3 separate regions of the Homo sapiens genome follow, and all the other regions are linked to region 3. A link is an interaction called in ENCODE POLR2A ChIA-PET data of the cell type or tissue named here. Cell type or tissue: GM12878. All regions are shown on one strand.

What was found. Peaks named below come from ENCODE experiments on the same cell type or tissue, not always from the same donor. Only the 100,000 strongest peaks of a DNase experiment are listed, where the experiment ranks them.
Region 1: POLR2A ChIA-PET joins it to region 3 with 6 read pairs; 10 of 35 experiments call an interaction of 5 or more read pairs at or near these places.
Region 2: POLR2A ChIA-PET joins it to region 3 with 5 read pairs; 5 of 35 experiments call an interaction of 5 or more read pairs at or near these places.

Annotation. Positions count from the first base shown.
Region 1 is chr17:40,614,440-40,616,939 of GRCh38, reverse strand. No RefSeq gene overlaps it. Among named protein-coding and RNA genes, the nearest start is that of SMARCE1, 32 kb to the left of the region's middle. RefSeq lists enhancers at 1,162-1,751, 2,032-2,151. In GM12878, a CTCF peak has its summit at 1,127 (motif pointing left); a DNase peak (open chromatin) is centred at 1,489; H3K4me3 peaks cover 946 bases; H3K27ac peaks cover 1,810 bases.
Region 2 is chr17:41,847,635-41,850,134 of GRCh38, reverse strand. KLHL10 (kelch like family member 10) reads right to left here. Exons shown (of 5, transcript NM_152467.5): 5 at 1,751-2,202. The coding sequence ends at 1,828. KLHL11 (kelch like family member 11) reads left to right here. Exons shown (of 2, transcript NM_018143.3): 2 at 1-1,617. Among named protein-coding and RNA genes, the nearest start is that of KLHL10, 11 kb to the right of the region's middle. In GM12878, no CTCF peak of the experiment used is centred here; no DNase peak of the experiment used is centred here; H3K4me3 peaks cover 105 bases; H3K27ac peaks cover 226 bases.
Region 3 is chr17:41,668,414-41,670,913 of GRCh38, reverse strand. No RefSeq gene overlaps it. Among named protein-coding and RNA genes, the nearest start is that of EIF1, 19 kb to the left of the region's middle. In GM12878, no CTCF peak of the experiment used is centred here; a DNase peak (open chromatin) is centred at 997; H3K27ac peaks cover 1,277 bases.

The sequences.
Region 1 (2,500 bases), 1.1 Mb after region 3:
GCAGTTGGGAGAGGGCAGCGGAAGTGGAGAGAAGGGGATTGCATGAGGGAGTGAAGGCTCTATGGGGAAAGTCCAGGGCAGAGATGGGAAGGAGCAGAGACTAGCCAGAAGGACAGGAGGGGCTGGCCAGTGCAGGCTGGGAGAGGCTCAGGGCTCTGATCCCCAACCCAGACTGAATCTAGGATCAACTCACCATACTTGTCTGAGAGGCATAAGAATGGGCCTCGGAGTGCATGAGGGGGAGAGGGGCCCTGTGTACCCAGGTCCTACAGTGGCTCATTTTCAGCCCTGCTGGCATGCCAAATGGCCCTGCGCTTGATCTCTGCCAAACAAAGTGAAGACTGCCCCTTCTCTCCTGACATCCCTGATCCCCAGCTTCTCTTCCAGTCCCAGTTTCCCAATCCCCAGCCAAAACTCCCAGGAGGCAGGAGAGGACCACCTAATCTCCCTTCCCAGCAAGTCCCCTTTCTGTTCTCAGTTCAACTGAGCCACACTACCGCCTTTCCCAAAGGGCGATGGGAACAGGGACCTGAATTTCTGGGACCATCTCTATTTCAAATACACTGGCCCCCTGGCGCCTTGGACCTTCACACTTGCCCGGTTGTGTGTTGCTGATTTTTAGTGCAGAGCATGAGGTCACCAGAGCAGGGGGCCCTGGATTGGGAGACTATGCCCTGGGACTGGGCATCAGGGCTCCAACGTGCAATGGTGAGGCTGCCTTGGTCCTGTGTAGCGCTCCCTCTCCTCCCCTCCCCACCACGCTTCCATTCCATCCTCACACTGTGTTTGTGTCCATGTCTGTCTGCATCAGGAGAACAGCCACCTCTTGGAGAACGAGGGCTCCATCTCATTTGCCTCCAGATTCTCCCTGCTTCCCACTAGCCAGCTGCATGTTTTGAGTTGTCAATGAAATCTGTTAAACAACAAGAAAATTTGGAAACATGCCTACTGGACTCTGGGGAAGATACCCCTGTCTTGGCAGTAGATACTGCACTTGGGAGCTCTCAACTGGGAGGGCTTGGGCCTTGGAGTCGGAGATCTCCAATAGCCAGGAGAGGCTGGTGGTTGGGAGAGATCAGCAGATGCTGAATCGGTGCTCGGAAGTCCAGCTCCTCCGCCTTCCATGGCCGAAGGGCTCCACCCAGAGGACAGTCAGCTTAATCCCTGTTCACACAGACCTTTCTCCACCAGGTGTAGAGAAGGCTCTGCCCAGCTTTCATGAAGAAACTCAGAAACCCCCAGTGCCTCTCCAGAATGACTGTAAAATACCTCCTTCTGCCAGAAGAGCCAGTCCTCAGCCCTTCCCTCCAGCCCCAGGAATGCCCCCTGTCTGCAAATAAGAGTGGAATTGGGGCAGTTCAGAATTCTGCCTCCCACCTGGGGGAGCTCTGAGAACCAAATGAGGCAGGCTGTAGATGGGAACAAGCTACAAAAAAAAAAAAAAGTACACAGCACTGTTCAAACCCTAGGGGGTTTTTGGTTGTTGTCTACAAGGCAAGAGGTGCTTTAAGAAAATTCTCCCCTCCTGTTTTCACTTCCTCTTCTCTCTCTTAACCCTGGGAAGGGGAAAATCCTACAAAGATTAGCAGCTGATGTGTGAAAGAACCAAAACAACATTCTTCTAGTTGCATTTTAACAGTATCTTCTGGCAGCCACCACGGGACTGGGTTCTGATGTTCCCAGCTCAAGGCCAGAAAGAATCACTGGATCAGAATGAAGCGTGCAGTTGGAAGAGATCTTAAAGGCCCTCTAGTCCAATGCACCAACACGCTGTCCTGTTAAAGTGTGTCAAATTGTGCCCTGGAGCATAGCCGCCTCCAGGTGAAGGGTGAGCACTACCATATCGGCAGCCCTGTTGAGGACATTGGCTCTGGGTTATGCTAAACCACATGGGCCCACTATCCACTCACCTGCGGCAGGGGCCGTGTTGTATTTCAATGGCACAGAGAACCCAGGGATGCCCTCATCCTGCCCAGCCTTGTTGTGATCCTCCTCTCACAACAAGTTCCCGGGGGAGCCAGGCCAAGGAGCTCATGAGAGGAAATGGGAGTCAAAGTCCCGCTGCTGTCCCCAGCTGCACCCACACCAGGGATGTCACCGAGCTCTGAGAACAGTTCCTAGACTAACTGGTATTGATCGTAATGAATCTTTGTGCTACACATGGTGCAAGGCCCTGGGATGAGCAAAACTGGGAGCAACCAGTAAGAGAGAAGGACATGTTCAGAGGGTCTGGGAAGTGGGAAAATGAGGTGTGAAGAGTGTAGCTAAAAGGTGGCCCCAGCAGGCCTCTGAGGGAAACCAAGCCATGACACACACTGACACTCTGCTCCGGTGCTGCCCCACACCTCCCCAGCCTGACGAACGCCTGCCCTGCTGTCAGGATGCAGCCCAAATGTGCCTTCCTCTGCAAAGCCTTTCCCAGCATCTCCACTTCCAGAGAGAGACCGACGCGCCCCCGTCTGTGGCTTAGACAGTCTGTGTCTTCTACCAAAGAAGGTGT
Region 2 (2,500 bases), 180 kb before region 3:
CTGGAAATAACTTCCCAGAGTATTTGGAAAGGTTCTAAGTACAAGGATCAGGCCTAAAATAGCTCCTTGGGAAAGAAATTTCCTTTTTGATGAGAAAACTTAAAATATTGTTTTTGGTAATGTAAGCAGTTAAAAACATGACTTTAGAAAGACAGCTTAATGCGTATTCAAGCAAACCTTTGTTTTGTTGCTTTTGCTTTTGTTTGTAGAAGAGAGAGGAAGTTATTATACCAAAAAGTAATAGTATATGTAACTTTGAGTGAGGCTACTTATATCTTAGAATGGGTATCCTTGAACTATATCTACCCCACCATGGCTTAAAAAAATCAGTGGTATATATTGAGAATGTCAGTCATGAGCTTAGTGTTTAAGTAACACATCCCACTTACAGTTGTTTGCATGATTAGTCTTGTGTATCATGATGTTCAACTTTGCTTTTGCTGTGCCAGTTCAAAAATATCTTTTTTGCTAAAAACTCTTAAAATTCATGACATAAGTTTTGTTTTGATCACCCGGTTTTATATAGTATTTCTGGGACCAAAAAATTTAAATATACCTTTTTAATATAAAACAGAAGTTTGAAGCTGGAAAGATAGTGTTTATGGAAGATTTGTGTGCTTTTGTGTTTTTTAAACCCGTCAGGCTGCTGGTAAGGCAGTTTCTAGGGCTCACTTTTCCTCCTTACCTCTTGACTAGTGTAGCATGTGGTATGTTTAAAATATTTCATTTTCTGCTTTGTAATTCTAAAGTCAACACTATACTGTATGTAGACAGGAGAGCTGATTTGTATATTTTAGTTATTTGGTCTAATCAAGCATAACTAAAGGGACTTCTTTTTTGATACTTTTCTCAAATTAAGTTTAAATATAGTATACGGGCCACATTTCATGTCTTTGAAAGTGTTGTACATTACTGTAAACCAAGTACTCTGTCTACACCAGAGGGTGCTTTAACTGCAAAATATTTGAGAAACAATTCAGTCTCTCAAACATTTTGGCACAGTTCATCACTCCAGTTTGTTACTTTCTTGAGAATAGTCCATTTTTTGTTTTTGTTATTGTACCGTATGTTCTGGTCATTGGAAACAGAACAGCTCATAGTTGGGTGATGTAATATAATAACAGTAATATAACCTAGTAGTCATTTTGCTTCAAGTAATTTAATTAGATAGCAAAATCACTGCGGTTTGTTTATTACACTTGTAGGGCTTTTTATCTTACTCAGTGACCATCACTACGAATGTCTTACATTGAAGCACAGACTGCAGAGCACTTGTTAACTTAGTCCTCCTGCATAATGCACTCGTGAAAAGTAGTGCTTGCTAGGTGTTTGAAGATTTTATGATCCGTGTGCTTGGGCTCGTTGAGTTATTTGTAAAATAAACATTTAGTTTGAGTTGATGCAGTAAGTTTTTTGGACTAGTAGTATCCAGGTCCCTACTCTACTGAAAATATAATCTTCACTATCTCCCCTTAACTCAGAGGAGATGTAGCATTTAGAACACCTTGAGACATGACATTGTAAAATAGCTTGTTTTATGTTCCTGAAGCTATCTTGTTCTCTGTTAAAGCTACTAATTGTCTCAGTGTAAGTTTTAAATAAACATATTTCTTTAAAGCTGGTTTGTACTGTGTGACTTTTTTTTCTTATTTATGCACTGTCGGATATAATTGCTTTCTTCCATCCCTCCTACTCCCTCATTCATCCAGCCATTGGCTCTCTTAAGTTGAACATTTTCCAGTACTCTTCAAAGTTTAAACACTGCATTTTTTTAAAAAAAGAATTAATTCTTATTGCTTAGACTTTTTATTAGCTAAATGAAGAGGCTCATACAGGTAGGGTACTTGTCGAAGCAGAATATTTTACTTCATCTCGCAGTGCTAATCCTGGGAAGTTGTCCCGTCTAGCTGCATATTCCTCAACATTGGCCAGCCCTGGTACTACACAGCAGCTCAGAGCACTGCGGTATATACTCATGTCATGAGCATCATACCACTCATCGGTCTTTTCATCATAGCACTCAACATTAAAGGTGGTGGTAAAACCATTAAAGCCACCCACCACAAACAAGAGGTCATCCACCACCTCGATGCCAAAATTGCTACGAGGATTAAACATAGTGGGGATTGTGCGCCAAGTGTTAGCCACAGGGCTGTAGGCTTCGGCACTCCTAAGTCGATTAGCTCCATCAAAGCCACCTACCTGTGGATAGCAAAAGAAACACGGTTGACTGCTAACCATTGATTCTGTTCACTGAGGAAGCCCTTGTTGGGGGTACCAGTGATCTCATAACTCCCTCTTCCATTATCTTCCATGAAAAAAAGCTTTTCAGCCGGGTGCAGTGGCTCACGCCTGTAATCCCAGCACTCTGGGAGGCCGAGGCGGGTGGATCACAAAGTCAGGAGATCGAGACCATCTGGGCTAACACAGTGAAACCCTGTCTCTACTAAAAATACAAAAAATTAGCTGGGCATGGTGGCGGGTGCCGGTAGTCCCAGCT
Region 3 (2,500 bases):
CAGCAGCATGAGAATGAACTAATACACTGGATATGGTGGCACATGCCTGTGGTCCCAGATACTTGGGAGGCTGAGGTGGGAGGATCCCCTGAGCCTGGGAGGTCGAGGCTGCAGTGAGCTGTGATTGTGCTCTCTCACTGCACTCCAGCCTGGTGACAGAGGGAGACTCTGTCTCAAAAAAAAAAAAAAAAGATTCCTAAAGTTGCACGTTAGTTCAATTCAGCTCTCATGGGTTTATATTTCCAGATCTCTCCCCAGAGGGGGTGTTAGAATCACAGCAGCTCAGTGAACCAGAAACATCTCTGTTCAGGCTACTCGGGAGGCTGAGGCATGAGAATTGCTTGAACCCAGGAGGCAGAGGTTGCAGTGAGCTGAGATCATGCCACTGCACTCTAGCCTGGGTGACAGAATGAGACTGTCTCAAAAAAACACACAGAAACATCTCCGGGGCAAGGATCCTTGGGCCAGGGCTTTGCTCTTGGGAGCTTCCCGCCTGGCTAAGTGCCTTCACCCATCTGATTCTCAGTTCCTTCCTGTGCAAAAGTGGGCATGAAAACACACAGGGTTGGAAAACAGTATTTATTCATTTAGTTCTTTTTTGAGACAGGGTCTCACTCTGTTGCCCAGGCTGGAGTGCAGTGGCGCCATCTTGGCTCACTGCAACCTCCACCTTCTGGGTTCAAGTGATTATCTTGCCTCAGCCTCCCAAGTAGCTGGGACTACAGGTGCGTGCCACCATGCCTGGCTAATTTGTGTATTTTTAATAGAGACGGGGTTTCGCCATGTTGGCCAGGCTAGACTTGAACTCCTGACCTCAGGTGATCCACTCACCTTGGCCTCCTAAAATTCTGGGATTACATGCATAAGCCACCGTGCCTGGCCCCCACTGATGTTTAATAAACATCTCAAACTCAATATGACTCAGACTGAACCTCTAATCTCCTGCCACTGAACAGCTCCTGCCCACAACCTTCCCATTGTTCATGGCAGCTCTATCCTCTCAGTAATAGCATTCTTGACTCCTCCGCCCACTACAGTTTGTTGGGACGTCTGGGGGCTTTCCCTGCGTGTTAGCTCCAGTGTCTCGTTGCTTCTTGCCACCTGTACATCATTTTCAAGCCTACAGTTCAGTGTAGGGTTCCTTTGCTCCACTCTGATCTGAGCCACCATCCTCTCTCGCCTGGACTATTGGAGTAGTTTCCTCATCTCCCAGTGGGTCTCACTCCTGTCCCTGCTCCCTGGCACCTTCATTCGACACAGCAGCCACAGTCTCCACCACATTCTAGGAGGCCCCCTGTGATCCAGTGCCTGTGACTCTGCTCATCTCATCTCAACTACTTGGCCTTCCGTCCCCACTCCAGCCACACCAGCCCCCAGCTGGGCCTAGAGCATGTCAGAAATGCTCCCACCTTGGGGTCTGGAAGCTTCCCTCTAGATATCTCCATGGCTTTCTTTCTCAAAGTCTAAGGTTTTGCTTACATAGCACTTTTGTATGAGGCCTGTCCTGACCTCTCTTATTATTATTATTATTTTTTAGATGGAATTTCCCTCTCCTTGCCCAGGCTGGAGTGCAGTGGCGTGATCTCGGCTCACCACAACCCCCGCCTCCTGAGTTCAAGTGGTTCTCCTTCCTCAGCCTCCCGAGTAGCTGGGACTACAGGCGCGTGCCACCACGCCTGGCTAATTTTTTGTATTTTTGGTAGAGACGGGGTTTCACCAGGTTGGCCAGTCTGGTCTCAAACTCCTGACCTGAGGTGATCTATCTGCCTCGGCCTCCCAAAGTGCTGGGATTATAGGTGTGAGTCCCCGTGCCCAGCCTTGACCTCCCTATTTTGAATTGTACCCCTCCCCGCAGTCTTCCTCCTCTCCCTTTTTCTGCATTACTGCTCATTTCCCTCCAGGACATCATCTCCTACACCCTGTAATTTACTTATTTATTTTGGCTGTTAGTTAATATCTGTCTCCCTCACTGCAATCTAACACCGTATTCACTGAAGTCCCCCAACGGAGTGAAGAACGTGCCATCCCCAAATATGCCAAATTGGCATAGTGATTATTTTGAGCTGTAAATATTGGAGAAATTGTAGTTTTAGAAAGGGCGAGCTGACCTGTCTTTTCCTGTATGCAGTAAGCCATAAAGATTCCTCTCGGAGGTCCCTTCTCTGGATGAGAAATTAGCTCTTATCTTCACAGACTGGGAAGTGAGGCTGCAACAGACCTGAATAAATAAACTTTCCAGGCTGGGTGTGGTGGCTCACACCTGTAATCCCAGCACTTTGGGAGGCTGAGGTGTGTGGATCATATGAGGTCAGGAGTTCGAGACCAGCCTTCAGAGACCAGCTCTGGCCCTCCCGGATGCCTCTGTCTGCCCCCGCTTCGGCTGCTGCGCTGTGCCAGCAGGTCCCGCAGGGCTTCACATTCCTCACTCAGGTCTTCCATTCAAGAAATGTTCATTGACTGATACTGAGCAGGCCACTGGGGTGAGTGGTCAATAAGACCC